Linked DNA regions of Homo sapiens: region 2 is linked to region 1. The links are chromatin loops, found by intact Hi-C in ENCODE. Cell type or tissue: sigmoid colon. All regions are shown on one strand.

Evidence for each region. Hi-C counts contacts between places; a loop is a spot of excess contacts. Peaks named below come from ENCODE experiments on the same cell type or tissue, not always from the same donor. Only the 100,000 strongest peaks of a DNase experiment are listed, where the experiment ranks them.
Region 2: it touches region 1 in a loop (2.8-fold over the local background); 11 of 110 quality-filtered maps call a loop at or near these places.

The regions. Positions count from the first base shown.
Region 1 is chr6:80,129,093-80,137,092 of GRCh38, forward strand. It overlaps BCKDHB (branched chain keto acid dehydrogenase E1 subunit beta), which reads left to right. Exons shown (of 10, transcript NM_183050.4): 3 at 69-137. Among named protein-coding and RNA genes, the nearest start is that of BCKDHB, 26 kb to the left of the region's middle. In sigmoid colon, a CTCF peak has its summit at 4,011 (motif pointing right); a DNase peak (open chromatin) is centred at 4,059; H3K27ac peaks cover 199 bases.
Region 2 is chr6:80,210,187-80,218,186 of GRCh38, forward strand. The region is part of intron 8 of BCKDHB (branched chain keto acid dehydrogenase E1 subunit beta); the gene reads left to right. Among named protein-coding and RNA genes, the nearest start is that of BCKDHB, 110 kb to the left of the region's middle. RefSeq lists a silencer at 1,906-2,100. In sigmoid colon, a CTCF peak has its summit at 4,432 (motif pointing right); DNase peaks (open chromatin) are centred at 585, 4,479 and 7,865; H3K4me3 peaks cover 423 bases.

The DNA of each region.
Region 1 (8,000 bases):
TATTTCTCATTGTTAGTATTATTTAGAGATTATTAAATAAAATGTATTATTTAAATACTGTTTTTCAGTAATATTTGGTGAAGATGTTGCCTTTGGTGGAGTCTTTAGATGCACTGTTGGCTTGCGAGACAAATATGGTAAGTAAATACCTATATGAATAGTATTCTGATAGAACTTTTACTAAAAGATCTTAAAAATACAAAATATGCCTACTAAATTTTTTGTCATATCCCCATTGTATGGATGAATTCCTTTTCATTTCCAACGCCACCCGCAGAATCCTTTGGCCTATATTTTCTCAAATGTCTTCTAGTATCCCTCTGATCTAGTTCATATTACACATACAGTGTAAATGATTCCAAAATAATTGTCATTAAATGTATATTATTTATTGTGTCATTCTTCTGTCCAAGAACCTTTGGTGTTTTATTGCTAGCTGCCTGAGCCAATTTCAATTCCATTGCCTCCAGTTGGAGATTCTGCCTGTTGGGTCTTTATTAGCAAACTTTATCTTTTCGGGAAGAGAGAGAGAGAGAGAGGGAGAGGGATTTAGTTTTTAAGGAACTGGCTCATGTGAGTTTAGTTTTAAGGAACTGGCTGGCAAGTCCATAGGGCAAACTGGTTGACTTGAAACTCAGGCAGGGTTTCTGTTTTAGCCTTGAGGCTGAATTTCTTTTTGCTCGGGAACCTGCAGTCTTTTCTCTTAAGGCCTTAAATTGATTGTATGAAGCCTACCCACATTATAAAAGGTAATCTGCTTTATTCAAAATCTACTGATTTAAACGCTAATCACATCTAAAAAATACCTTCACAACAACTTCTACACCTGTGTTTGACCAAATATTAATAATTGGGTGCCATAGCCTGGTCAAGTTGACATATAATGAACCATCACATTATCCTTCTTACATGTTTTATCCCAGCTGATGTCTTTAATTGGCATGTGATTGATTTCTGCCCATTGCTTTTATTAATTTCATTTGACTCAGTTAAAATAATCAGAATGCATTTTGGTCCATCTTTGAATTCCCACTCTTCTGACTTGCAGTGTAAGGAATGTGTTTTGACCTCCTATTGTTAGGGATACCTTTGAAATGCTTTTGACATTTTATTTTTTGTCTTAGTCTTACCTGATTTAGAATTCAGCAAAGCAGTTCACGTGAGGGCTGGCAGGAGCTGATATCTCCCTCTCTTCTTTCCTTTGGCATTGCTCTATATTGCTTGTGTATTCATACGGGGCAAGAGGAGTGAGGGTCTTTAAAATTTTTTTTTAAATTGTTGTCTCTTTTTCTGTTCCACTCTTTCTGAGGTTATGTTATACTTAAATCCAAGAACCCATACATGTTCCATCTCACTTATTGGGAACTTCCAGCTTAGTCTTTTCTTTTCCATTTATAGCAGGTTGAGTTTCTGGATCCAGTCCGTCTGCTTTCTCCTACTTCTAATACCTGCTTAGAGCTTGAGGTAGTTGGGCAAAAGATTATTTTTCCTGATCATTTAGACTCCTGCTACAAACTTTTAGATCTTTAATAAACAGTTAAAAATCTTTACACATTTGATTTCAAAAGTAATGCATATACATTGTAGAAAATTTGGAAAATATAGAAAAGCATAAAGAAAATAAAAATTGCTCATGTTTTCAGAGATAACTTGGAGATAACCACTGTACACGTCTTGGTATATATACTTCTAGACTGTATTTGAATATGTTTGTATATATTAACTAATATTTCAAACACAGAATTATACTTCTGTAACTGAGTCTTCTCTGTATCCAGTATAACTATGCTGTGGAGCAGTGTCTAGACCTCACAATTCCATCTTGCCTGACTCAGTGTAGTAGCATGCCATGTGCTTTCTGAATAGCTAATATTTATTCAACTCACTGCGTCAGGTACTGTTCTGAGTGTATTACATGTACTGCTTCATTTATTCCTCCCAAAAAATCTAGGGGTTTGTGTAGGCTGTTGAGTCCTCTGCTGCCTGTCTGCCCAGGTTCTCATCCATAACACTCTGCTTACCCCTTCTGTCTGGGGCATTTTATCGATGCCATCTGCTGCTCATACACTGGTGACTCCTGAATTTCTGTCTCTAGTTCAGACTTCCGTTCTGAGCTTCAGATCTGTGTATTCAGTTTCTACTGCACATCTTCACCTCAGTGTTCCACAGTCACTTCAAACTCAGCATTTCCACACCTAAGGCTGCTACATGCACCCAGCAAATATATGCCTCCTAGTGCATTTCCTATTTTGGTGAATATATCACCATCCATTTAGTTACCTAAGCCAGACACTGGGGAAATTCTAAGTGTCTTCCTTCTTTCTAGTTCCCCACATCCAGTGAAGTTGTATAATTATATCTAATCTGGCCCCTCCTTTCCATTCTTACTGCCCTGATACTTAAGATCTTTCATTTTTCTCTGCCTGCAGAGTTTTATTTCTTTTCTTAGCAGTCACCACTCCTTTAGTCTTACCCTCCCTCCAATCCATTCCCTATCTTGTTGCCAGTGTGATGATTTTAACATGCATATTTCTTAGCAGGACATACAAAATACTTTTTTTTTTTTTTGAGATGGAGTCTCGCTCTATCGCCCAGGCTGGAGTGCAGTGGTGCGATCTTGGCTCACTGCAGCCTCTGCTTCCTGGGTTCAAGTGATTCTCCTGCCTCAGCCTCCTGAGTAGCTGGGACTACAGCCGCATACCACCATGCCCTGCTAATTTTTGTATTTTTAGTAGAGATGGAATTTCACTGTGTTGGTCAGGCTGGTCTCAAACTCCTGACCTTGTGATCCACCTGCCTCGGCCTCCCTAAGTGCTGGGATTACAGGCATGAGCCACTGCGCCTGGCTACCAAAGACTTTGAGAACTACTTAGGTAGCTACCTGACCTCATCTGCTTTTATTTTTATTTTATTTATTTTATCTATTTTTTAGTTTTTACTCTACAGACCTAGGAACTTGAGCTTTTTAAAATTTTTATTAAAACTAATGTTGAGTTACTGGTTGTTTCTCTTAAGCCCCCTGTTGTTTTTTCTTCTCTCTTCCTTTGCACTTGCTATCTGGGTCTCTCTACCCTGTCTGATTACCTGGTAGACTCCTATTTCTTCTTCAGAAGATTCCCCTGTGAAACTCTTCCGGACCCTCCAAGCAGACTCAGGCAGTTCTTTATCACTATTCACGCTGCACCTTTTAAATCTTGAAAGTTGTACTGTAATCCATAACTCCCACCAGAAAGTTGTCAAAGGCAGCAGATCTTTAAGCTGTTCCACAGAATGGATCCCTAGGACCTAATATTGTATCAGGCAGTATTTATGAAGTGCGTGCTGTTGAGTGAATTTACCCTTTGCTCTCACTTAGACAGTGTCCTACTGTCTCAGGAAGGGGATTTCCCTCTCTCACATTAATTATTTAGGTTGGTCTGATTTTATTTTCCTTAAAAAATAGGTTAAAATGGGGAGAAACTAACTCTTAACTTGAAAAAGTCCAGTGCTCTTAGAGGGTACCTGCAAATTTATGTTTCCTGTCATGGCAGGAGGCTGAGCTAACTAATGGCTAAGTAACTCTTTTAGCTTTATTGTCAGCAGCTGCTGTGAATTTTTACAATAGTTTTAGGGCAGTGAAGTTACACTTTATTAATTTCAGGTTGAGGATGTTGATCAAGATGAAAAATTAAATCGCTGATACTTTCTAATGAGAGTAAGTGAGCTTCTGTTTTCAGAAGTGAAGAATAAAGGAAAGGGTGAAGAGAAATATATTAAAATACATTTTTCTTGCATATTTAAAAAGTAACATATACTTAAAAAATTATCTGCCCTTTTGAATATAGGGCAGGAATTTTTAGCTATACAGAAGCATAACTGTCTGCTTAGGATTTTTAAAGGATAATTTGTATTTAAAATAACTAAAAGATTATGTTGATATAGTTCAATATAACAATCAAGTCACACTGCATTAAATGACATAGCAAAGAAAACCCTTGTGCCAGATCAGTTCGCTTTCTGGGGAGTGCTGAATGTTGAGTGGGAAAGGATCAAGTCAGCAGGTGGCAGCCTACCCTTTGAAATGAGAACATCCCTGTTGGCATTGTGCCAGCACTTGAACTGCTGCAAAGCATTTTATATTCCATCAGAAGGCGGAATTTGAAGGATTGTGGGTTACTGACATACGTTGTAAAGCTGAATACTACTTGATATGACAAAGAAGGAATTGCATAATTAGAGGCAATGCTATAAGAAAAGGAAGAGAGGCATAGAGCATTTTGTATTCCAGACGATCCAGATGAGTGTGGATTTAGTACCACTAAACTGCTTCTCTTCCTTGTCCTTTGATAGAACAAAATAGTATGAGTGCTTTGAAAATTAGAAGAAAGAAAATAGTATGTCCTCATCAACATTGCATTCCAAATGGCAGCTTTAACCACTGTACGTAATGAGATGTATTGATTAGGAGCAACAGCTGGACCTCTGGGGAAGCAGGGAGTGGGAGAGGGCAGTTAAAGGTAGTTGATTTGTAGGGTATGTGTGATTTTATGTTGAATGCCACACATGCTTTCTTTCTTTCTTTTTTTTTTAAGACAGAGTCTTGCTCTGTCACCCAGGCTGGAGTGCAGTAATGCGATCACGGCTCACTGTAACCTCTCTCTCCCAGGTTCAAGCAATTCTCCTGCCTCAGCCTCCCAAGTAGCTGGGACTACAGGTGCCCACCACCACACCTGGCTAATTTTTGTATTTTTAGTAGAGACGGGGTTTCATCATGTTGGCTAGGCTGGTCTCGAACTCCTGACCTCAGGTGATCTGCCTCCCTTGGCCTCCCAAAGTGCTGGGATTACAGGCGTGAGCCACTGTGCCTGGTGTCACACATGCTTTCATTCATATAAGTAATGAGACAGATTCCTCATGGCATATAAAAAATCCATTCGTATTGTCATTCTCTGAGAGAGAGAGAAAGAGAAAGAGTGTATGTGTGTGTGTGTGTTATTAAAATAAGATTTTGGTGTGTCAGGTTTAAGGTATGTTTGTAACATTATTCTATACTGATATAACTTGCCTGGTTGTGGTTCTTAGTGTATATTTGGCCCACTTATTGGAGGAAATTTAGGTGAGGAAAGGAATAGCTGAGGACCTCCTGAATTAGTCTACAGGCCTAAACATGTGCCTTTTCATGGGACTTGATGTTTTTCCATTACTGTATCCATTCCTTTACACCACAGGTGTGGCCTGTCATAGCAGCTTGGGAAAACTAATATAACCACTTACTTGTTTTCTTATGTAAACATCACTGAAATTGTATAACCAGATACTTTAATACACTGAAGTCAGGTTGGAAAACTAGGACAGGCATGCGGTGAAGGCAAGTTTTTGTCTATAATATATCAATATTTGGGAGTTGACTTTGGGCCTCAGTATCCTCATCAGTAAATTGAAGGGAAAGGACTAGGTGGTCCTCTGGGATTCTTCCAGAGCATACATTTAGGTAAGCTTTATGGTTTTATTTGTTTTTAAAAAGAGGAACACAGTTTTTTCATGCTTTGATTCCCTTTACATTTAGAGGTTTTTTTGAATATAGTTGTTATAGCATTTTGGAACCATGGGGTACCTTAGGCATTTAATTTAATTTTTTCTTAAGATGTCCCTTTTCCAGCGTTTTGTTTTATTTTATTTATTTATTTATTTATTTATTTGAGTTGGAGTCTCACTCTGTCACCCAGGCTGGAGTGCAGTGGCGAGATCTCAGCTCACTGCAACTTCCATTCCCCAGGTTCAAGTGATTCTTGTGCCTCAGCCTCTGAGTAGCTGGGATAATAGGCATACACCACTATGCCTGGCTGATTTTTGTATTTTTAGTAGAGATGGGGTTTCATCATGTTGGCCAGGCTGGTCTCGACCTCCTGACCTCAAGTGATCCGCCAGCCTTGGCCTCCCAAAGTGCTGGGATTATAGGTGTGAGCCACCACACTTGGCTGCTTTTCCAGCATAAGTTTTAAATTTAGGGGTGTTAGCAAAATCTTTGCTCTCTTATATATTTTTTGTGAATTATGAAATTAATGTCTTTAACAGAGAAAGTGATCTTCCATTATATGTTCTTGTTGCAAAGAACGGGTTATTTGGGTGATACTCATACTCTTGGATTTAGTGTCAGGGTTCCATTGTAGAATGGCAATCTGTGAGATGGGGGTTTGGTTTCTGGGTTGTTGAAACTAATTTTATGGAAGAAAAAAACAGGATAAAATTCAGGAAAATTCCTTAGGGAAATTGAATATGTAGAGGATTTATTTCCCCTATTGAAGTATACATATTTATGACATACAAGCAGATTGAATACCAGATATAGATTGTGAGATGTCTAACAGGAATTTGGAGTGAAAACAGGTATTAATAAGTTGGTGTAAATCTGGTTTCCTAATATATTTATTAAAAATATTTTTAAAGGATTGTTAGTAGCTTTAAATTGCTCTTGATATTACAAAGTTCTTTTGTTTTCCAAAGGTGCACATGTTGGCAGAACTAGATGAACATGTTTAATATGCCTTTTTTTCCCCACAGTGCTTTTTTCACAAACATTAATTTATTTCTAAAAATTATGGTCAAATATATATAACATTTACTGTTTTAACCATTTTTACAGTTCAGTGTTATTAAGTACATTCACGTTGTGGTGCAATTATTACCACCATCCATCACCAGAACTTTTTTCATCTTACAAAACTGAAACACTATAACCATCTAACAATAACTCCCCATTTTCTCTCCAACAGTCCCTGGCAAGAACCCATTCTACTTTCTATCTCTATGAATTTGACTGTTCCTTATGTGAGTGGAATCATTTAGTATTTGTCCTTTTGTGACTGCCTTATTCATTTATAATAATGTCCTCAAGGTTTATTGATGTTTCAGCATGTGTCAAAGTTTCCTCCCTTTTTAAGGCTGCATAATATTGTGTTGTATGCATATACTACATTTTGTTTATCCATTCATTTGTTGATGGATGTTTGGGTTGCTTCTGCCTTTTGCCTATTGTGTCCTAAGACTGCTATAAATACTGATGTGCAAATATTTGGTAGTGTCACTGCTTTTTTAATTCAGAAGAACAAAGTTGGAGGACTCACAGTTCTTTTTTTCAAAACTTACTGCAAAGCTGTAGTTATCAAAACGGTGTGACAGTGGCAAAAAGACAAACATTGATGAATGGAATAGAATAGAGAACCCAGAAATAAACCCTTGAATATCTAGTCATTAATTTTTGACAATGATGCCAATACCATTCAACAGGGGAAAGGACAGTCTTTTCAACAAATGATGCTGGGAAAACTGGATATTCACATGCAAAAGAATGAATTTGGACCTTTATTTAACACCATATACAAAAATGAACTCAAAATAGATCACAGACTTAAATGTAAAACTATAAAACTCTTAGAAGAAAATGTAGGGGAAAAGCTTCGTGAAATTGGATTTGATAATGACTTTTTAAATATGGCTCTAAAGGTATAGGCAACAATAAAAATAGATAAATTGGACTGCATCGAAATTAAAAATATGTACTTTGAAGGACACTATTAACAGGGAAAAAAGGCAGTTCACAGAATGGGAGAAAATACTTGCAAATCATGTATCAGATAAGAGATTAATATCCAGAATATATGGAGAACTTCTAAAACTCTACAAAAAAAACCCCAATCAATTAAAAAAATAAGCAAAGGACTTGCATAGACATTTCTCCCAAATTGATAATTTATATATAAATTACCAGTATATAAATTACCAGTGAAAAGATGCTCAACATCATCAATTATTAGGAAATGCAAGTCAGTATCCCAGTGGAATACCACTTCGTACTCATTAGGATGGCTGTTATCAAGAAAACAGGAAATAACAAGTGTTGCTGAGGATGAAATTGGAATCATTGTGCATTGTTGGTGGGAATGTAAAGCGACACAGCCACAGTGGAAAACAGTACGGTAGTTCCTCAAAAAATTAGAATTTCCATATGATGCAGCAATATG
Region 2 (8,000 bases), 81 kb after region 1:
AGCCCCACACTGTAAACTGCCGAAGTACTCATCAACTAGAGAATGGATCAATAATAAGTATAATATTGTTCAGCGATGAGAATAAATGAACTAAAAATGTAATGGAATAATGTATATTCATCTCATAAACACAAAGAAGCCAGACTCAAGTAAGTACATACTGAATGATTTATTTTATATAGAGGTAAAAAATAGACAAAACTAATTGATGATGTTAGAAGTCAGGCTAGTGATTATCATGAGAGTGGTTAATAATTGGAAGAGTGTGTAAGGGCTATGAGTTGCTGGTAACAGTTTCTTGTTCTGAGTGCTGATTATTCAGGTTAAATTTTTGAAAACTGAGCCGAACACTCATTTGGTGCACCTTTTTTGTATATATGTTAAACTTGAACAAAATTTTTAAAAAAGAAATAAAAAGAAGCACTATCTTCTGTTTAATTCATTTCCTTTACTTCACATTGTAGTGAGCCCTTTTATGGACTCAGGGAGAGAGAGCCTTGGTGTCCTTAGCCAGGAAGATTTTCCTTTTATCATGCAGCTCTGTCCACACCCTTCGTTCAGTTTCTCCCTGCAACTCAGCTCAGCTGTCATGCTGATGTGAAACAGGAGCTCATAAGTAGGGCTGTTCTCTCTCAAGCCTTCCCAGGAGTAAGAACAGTGGTTAGGGTTATGGGCTTTAATGGACTTTCCTGCTGACATGCAGACCACATTCAAAATGAGTTAAAAAGTGAGCTGCCGTGTTAACAAAACAGTGGCCAGGCCGAATAGCTGTTGAGGTGCTGTCAAGCTTGAAAGGAAGATTTTTCTTAAATAAGGAGAAATTCAGAGAAGGTGCCTTCAAAAATAAGAACTTGATTTTGGCAGGAGAATAAACAAAAGGCTTTGAAAGAAACTCAGATTCTCAAGCATCGTTGTCATTTAATCTAGAATCAACTACATAACAACACTGCAAAAAAAGAACTGAAGCACAATCATTTACAAGGTCTAGGTGATTTTCACATATCTATAGAGAAGAAAAAACTGACACTTATAATTCTGACATGTTTAAACTTTACCTGAAGATTAAATTATGCTAATTATTAAAATGTATAAGAATTTGCCTTTATACCGTACAGTCTTTTTAATTTATCTTTTTCTGGTGTGTCCTGCCTCCCAGATTAAATTCCAAAGCATATCCTGCTGGCTTTGCCTACATAATATGTCCAAAATCTGACCACTGCTTGATCCTGCTGCAGACTACTAGCATTTCTCTCCTGGGTTTTGGCCATAGCCACCTAACAACTGTCTTGCGCTTCTGACCTTTCCTTGCCATAGGCAGAGTTGATACTTTTAATCTGAGTCATATCATGTTCCTTCTAGTTTCAAAAAGCCTCAGTGATTTCCCATTGAGAGAGAAGTCAAATTCCTTACCATGGCCTACAAGAATTTACCTGATTTCATCGCTTTCCACCTCCTACCACCCATCCACCCTTTAGAAAATGTTCTTTCTCCAGCAAGCCCCTTCATTCACTCTGTTATTCTATCAGGGGAACCTGCCCCCAACATTTCAACATAGATTCTTTCTATTTTCCATAAGTGTTGGCTGGCTGAGAAATAAAGAGAAAGAGTACAAAGAGAGGACTTTTACAGCTGGGCCACCGGGGGTGACATCACATATCAGTAGGACTGTGATGCCCACCTGAGCCTCAAATCAGCAAGTTTTTTATTTATTAAGGGCTTCAAAAGGGGAGGGGGTGTAAAACAGGGAGTAGATACAAAGATCACATGCTTCAAAAGGCAAAAAGCAGAACTACTAATAAGGGTCTAACAAAGAGCACATGCTTCTGAGGGAACAGGACAAAGGGAAAAAGCAGAACCACTGACAAGGGTCCAACAAAGATCACAAGGCAAAGGGCAAAAGCAGAACTACTGATAAGGGTCTATGTTCAGCAGTGCACCTGTTGTCTTGATAAGCATCTTAAACAACAGAAAACGGGGTTCAAGAGCAGAGAACCGGTCTGACCACAAATTTACCAGGGCGGAGTTTTTCCCCACCCTGATAAGCCTGAGGGTACTGCAGGAGACCAGGGCGTATCTCAGTCCTTATCTCAACTGCATAAGACAGACATTCCCAGAGTGGCTGTTTTAGACCTTCCCCCAGGAATGCATTCCTTTCCCAGGGTATTAATATTAATATTCCTTAAAAGAATTTAGCGATATCTCTCCTACTTGCATGTCCATTTATAGGCTCTCTGCAAGAAGAAAAATGTGGCTCTTTTTGCCCGACCCCGCAGGTGGTCAGACCTTATGGTTGTCTTCCCTTGTTCCCTAAAAATCACTGTTATTCTGTTCCTTTTCAGGTGCCCTGATTTCATATTGTTCAAACACACATGTTTTACAATCAATTTATACAGTTAACATAATTATCAGAGTGGTCCTGAGGTGACATATATCCTCAGTTTACGAAGATAACAGGATTAAGAGATTAAAGTAAAGACAGGTGTAAGAAATTATAAAAGTATTATTTGGGAACTGATAAATGTCCATGAAATCTTCACAATTTATGTTCCTGTGCCACAGCTCCAGCTGGCCCCTCCATTCGGGTTCCCTGACTTCCTGCAACATCATTCTGTTAGGCACTACTCAAATACCATTAAGGCCTTCCTTGACCAGCTTATGTGATACTGAATCCTATCAAGACTTCCTTTCACCTTTTCCTTCTTTCCTCTTCTCTGTAGTGATTAGCATGAGCTAAAATGTTACGTACTCTTGTTATTTACATTGTTGATCTTTCTTCCAAGTTCTGTGACAGCAGAAATTTTTGTCTTTTGGTTCAAAAATTCCCAGTACCTGCAACAATGACTGTGATAGGATTGGTGCTCAATAAATACTTGCTGAAAAGTAATAAATATTAGCAAGAGAAAGTTTAACAATGCTATGAAAACTGTTGTAATATTAAAATGTTTTCAATTTGGTGCTTCTTCTTGGTGCTCATAAAAAAGTTTAAAAAGTAACTTTAGAACAGTATTCTATGAATAAATACATTAGTTTATTCTAAATTGAAATATTTATTTAAAAGTTTTAAGTTTTGCTTTGACCTTGCATTTGACTTTTCTTAATGGTTGTCTATGTTTCATAATGGCATATAGAAATTATTTATTTGAATTCTTATTAGAATAGGAACAATTTATCTACTTTGAAAGGCAAAGTGAAATTGACTGTACAGTAAACTTCAGTTATTCTTAATTTCTAAGACATGAGTTTTATGGATAATTACATTTTCTGAATAGATGGGAGTTACTATTTGTATAGCAGCTTTTAAAACTGGGTCTGTCCTGAATTTCGTAGCCATCACAGCCACTGTGCACTGCTTTAGATGAGGGTTCTTCTCTGTTCAAATACACCCTGTTACAAGATACTGTCTCCCAGTCTTCCCTCCCCCTCACTCTCTGCCCAAAGCAATCTCCTACCTTTTTGAAGTTCTTGGGAAGTGTTTTTTTTTGTTTTTTTTTTTTTAATTTTAACAAAATTAGAAAATGATAGAGAAAATATCTTCATTTCTGTTCCCTCCATTTTTCTCTCCAGCTCTTTTTCCTGCTTTCCCTTTCTTTTCTCTTTTAAACATAGGTTATGTAGTAGAAGATGAAGACATACTCATAGAAATGAATAGTTGTTCTTTGGGTACATATTGGGCATCTCTAGTCTCAAGATATTTTAGGGGTAGTCTATCATAGGAGCAGGATAAGGCCTTAGGGGAAAGGAGCTAGAAGTAATTCAGCTGTGGCATGAGGGAGTGACAGTAGCTGGGAGGGAGGGCTCAGTGTTCTTAGATTTAGCATTCTTTCCTCCCATCCTTTCACCCCAATTATTTCCATTCTTGCTATAGAAGACTTCACTGGGGGAACTGGATAATAGCAGGACAGGCACTAAGGCTGGCAGAGTTAGTGGGAATGGAGACGATCAGGGAGCAGAGGTCTTCAGCAAAAAAGGAAAGGGAAATTGTAGAGCTGGAATGGGGAAGGAGTCAAACCTTAGTAATTGGATGAAGGACCAAGTTTGTTTACTCTTTGCATTTGCACCTGGGTGTTAATCACCAAGTATTTGTGAATGGTGCAGAAGATGTTCTGAAGACCCATAGATTAAATTGGAAATTTAATTCTGATTTGTTAGACTGAATAGCTTTAAACTGGTTTTATGGAGAAGTTGAAGAATTTGTCTATAGAGAATCTCTAATATTTAAGTATTGCCAGTTAAAATATACATTTTAAAAATTGGTTACTTGAACTTAAGTGAATAATTCCGTGACTGAATACTAGCTATTTTGTTTGAGGCTGTGTCTGTTTGAGGGGAGCAGAGGGGGACAGAAAGTGAGTTAATGAAATCAAGAACATTCTCAAACAGTTGAGGGGTTGGGATGGAAAGGGAGCTAGTAACTACCTATAACCACTAGAGGCCTCTCTTAGGCCAAGTTTCATGGTTAATACCACTAGGTTTCCACAGCGGGGCCTGGCTCTGCCATTGTAAATTAAACATATGTTATAATTCTGAATAAATAGTATGACAGTAGTTTTATTCTAGGGCATTATTATAATGTAACCTAAATGGTTTAGCTTATATATCAGAATAACTGATGATCTCGTGAATTGAAAACAACAAATTAGAATTATTTTCTCTCTTCTTTTTCTCTAAACCTTTAGTTAAAAATGTAATCAAAGACTATTGCTAGGTAAAATTATATGTCTTCTTGACCGTACAAGGATATATGGGTTTAAAATTATTCTTGTTACATGTTGTGTTTAATTGTTGAGAGTAGTTTATATTTCTGAGGGTAGACTATAATAAAGTCATTTTAAGTCATATGTTAAAAATTATGTGTATTTCTTTCATGCTTATAATAAGCCTCTAATATAAAAAAAAACTAAGAAATGATTCAAAGATCTGTTAGACTTAAATGCTTTTCCTTAGGCATAGGGAAAAATGGTCTCATTTTGTGTGAGTTTGGAATTATTTTGGATATGGTTTGACCTTGCAGAGAAAACAGGTAGGGCGGTGCCCTCCTCTCAGATGAGAATAGTTTGTTTCTCTGTTCCAAAACAGGATGGCTGACAATTTGAAAGTTGGTCCCTCCTGCCAAGTCATTCTTCCTGTAGGATTTTCTTTGTCATGATCACAACTAGTTAGTTGTTGTACTAATTGGAACAAGTTCTAGGCTGTTGGATGCTATATTGGGATGTGGCTACTACATTGATTGTCCTGCCTGACAGCCCTTGGCCACTTCCTTTAAGTCCCATGAGGGCAGGGAATTTTGTGTATTATGTTCATTGCTATATCTGCAAGAGTCCTGAAGAGTTTAGAATATAGTAGATGCTCAGTAAATATTTGTTGAACCATCTGAAAAATAACGTGGCATTTGGTTTTTCAGTGAAAGAAATTAAAGAACTGGTAAATCCTCTAGGAAGAAAATACACTGAGATTATCAGTCATGCCATGGGGTCTATTTTTATTATGATTTACATTTTAGGTACATTTTAAAGAAGATTAAAATAATAACTATGGGTTCTGACCTAATGTTATATATATATACTTTTTGTTTTTTTGAGACGGAGTCTCGCCGTGCCACCAGTCTGGAGTGCAGTGGCACGATCTCCACACTGCAATCTCCGCCTCTGGGGTTCAAGCCATTCTCCTGCCTCAGCCTCCTGAGTAGCTGGAACTACAGGCGTGCACCACCATGCCCGTCTAATTTTTTGTATTTTAGTACAGACAGGGTTTCACCATGTTGGCCAGGATGGTCTTGATCTCCTGACCTCGTGATCCGCCTACCTCGGCCTCCCAAAGTGCTGGGATTACAGACGTGAGCCACCGTGCCCGGCCAATGTATCTTACATAATAGGACTTAGTTCCTGGTAAATGGTAAATTAAAAAAGTTAAAACTACATATGTTATGCATGTTTCCTTTTGTATTCAAACAGTTCTTCTAATTAGACATCAGTGTCATTATTTTATAGGGAAGAAAACTGAGGTTTGGGGAAGGTGGAGCAGCTTACAGCCAGTGGGGGACAGCACTGGCTTCAACCCAGGTTGCTGGATAATAAAAATTGTCACTTGAGAGTTTTGCTGATCAAATGCTTCTAAATGTCAGCTTAGAACATATTTTATCATATGTCAGGAATTTTCTTTCACATTTGCCCACCTTTATAATATAAAGATATGTGTTTTACAGGTGGGCAAATGTGACCTGTATACACCTTGTAAATCACACTACCATATTTTCTTTCATTTAGCATTTTTTTTCCTTCCACATGGAACTGGAGAAAGCAAGATTAAATTATATAATTATATTGTTCCATTTCACATCCCACCTGATGTGTTTTTGGTGTCCTCTTATACACTTAAATTATTTGAGTTTGACTCAAGTTTTCATTTTGTTTAAACTGTTTGCTTTCACTGTTACGAATAGCAGTGAAAAGAAAGAAATCCGTTACCTCATTTCATAATGAAAAAAGATTATAGGTACATTATGTTCTTAGTTTAACATTTTAGGTGTAATACAAGAAATCTAAATGTGTTGACTTTCTGTTCTTTCTTTGATGGCGTTTAACTCTCTCCCATTAAACTGGTGCTTTTTTTACGAAATTGTATTTATTCTGTAATCGTTAAGAATTTCTTATCTTTTCTATTATAACACCCTGGCTTTGCAGTGCTGAGCAGTGATAATTTAACTTAAAAATTTATTGAAACTGTGATGTACAAAGGTTTAACAAAAGGATATTACTTTTCTAGTTTATTCCAAAACTGGGGCCAGCTATGGTGGCTCACTCCTGTAATCCTAGCACTGAGCCTGAGGCGGGTGGATCACTTGAGGTCAGGAGTTTGAGACCAGCCTGACCAACATGGTGAAACCCCACCTCTACTAAAAATACAAAAATTGCTGGGCATGGTGGCTGGCACCTATAATCCCAGCTACTCGGGAGGCTGGGGCAGAGAAACTCTTGAACCCGGGAGGCAGAGGTTGCAGTGAGCCGAGACTGTGCCATTGTACTCCAGCCTGGGCAGCAAGAGTGAAATTCCATCTCAAAAAGAAAAAAGAAAAAAACAAAACAAAACTGGGGCTACTCTTACCAGCCATGAATAGTCAATCTTTCCAAACACGTACTTTCTGTGCTTTCATTTTTTTCTTCTAGGAACTTGGTTTGTTTCTTTACGTGTTTATATTTTCTTTTATGTGTTTAATTAAGTTATATAGTTTCTTACATAACTATTTCACATCTCAAGTTTATCTTTTAATATTCTATATTTGGCATTGTGATCATATCATTACAGTTTTTTCTGTATTTCCCTTTCCTTTTTCTTTTTTGAATGTGGCAGAAGAGATTTAAAAATTCAAGCAATCCATTAACATAGCACTAAAACACACAGTACAATGGAGCTTATAATGCAAAGTATCATCTTCCTTCCCTGCCCCTACTCCCTAAACACAGCCACTTTTAACCATTTCTGTATTTTATTCTTCTGAAGGCCACTTCCATATCTCTAGCAATACATTGCACAGATATTTCTGCTATAATGGAGTATATACATTTCTGCAGAGTAAATTGGATTCTCCATGCATGCTCACTAAAAATAACAGGGTTTATGGAAAGAAAAAGTGCGTGTAGCAAACCACTTAAAACAGCTTGGTAACTAGAGCGAAGAAGGGTTTTTAACCAGAGTCAGGAAGGATTGAGCCTGTTGATTTATGGAGTTCAGGGCAAATGCATCAAAGTTGGGGAGAAAGATGTAATAAACACTTCTAAATCAGAGCAGATGGGCCAGCCTGAGCCAAGAGACATAGTGCATGGTACTATATTTCTCTGAGGCTTGAGTCAGCGCTGTGGCTCTGCTTTGCGTTTTGCTTTGTTCCTAAGTGGCATAAAACAATGTGCTGGGGCAGATTGTACATATGCCAACACGACTAGGTTGGTTGCCGCCACTTCTCACTGGAAACACATTTCATACTTGTGCCAGGAAAATGGACTTTT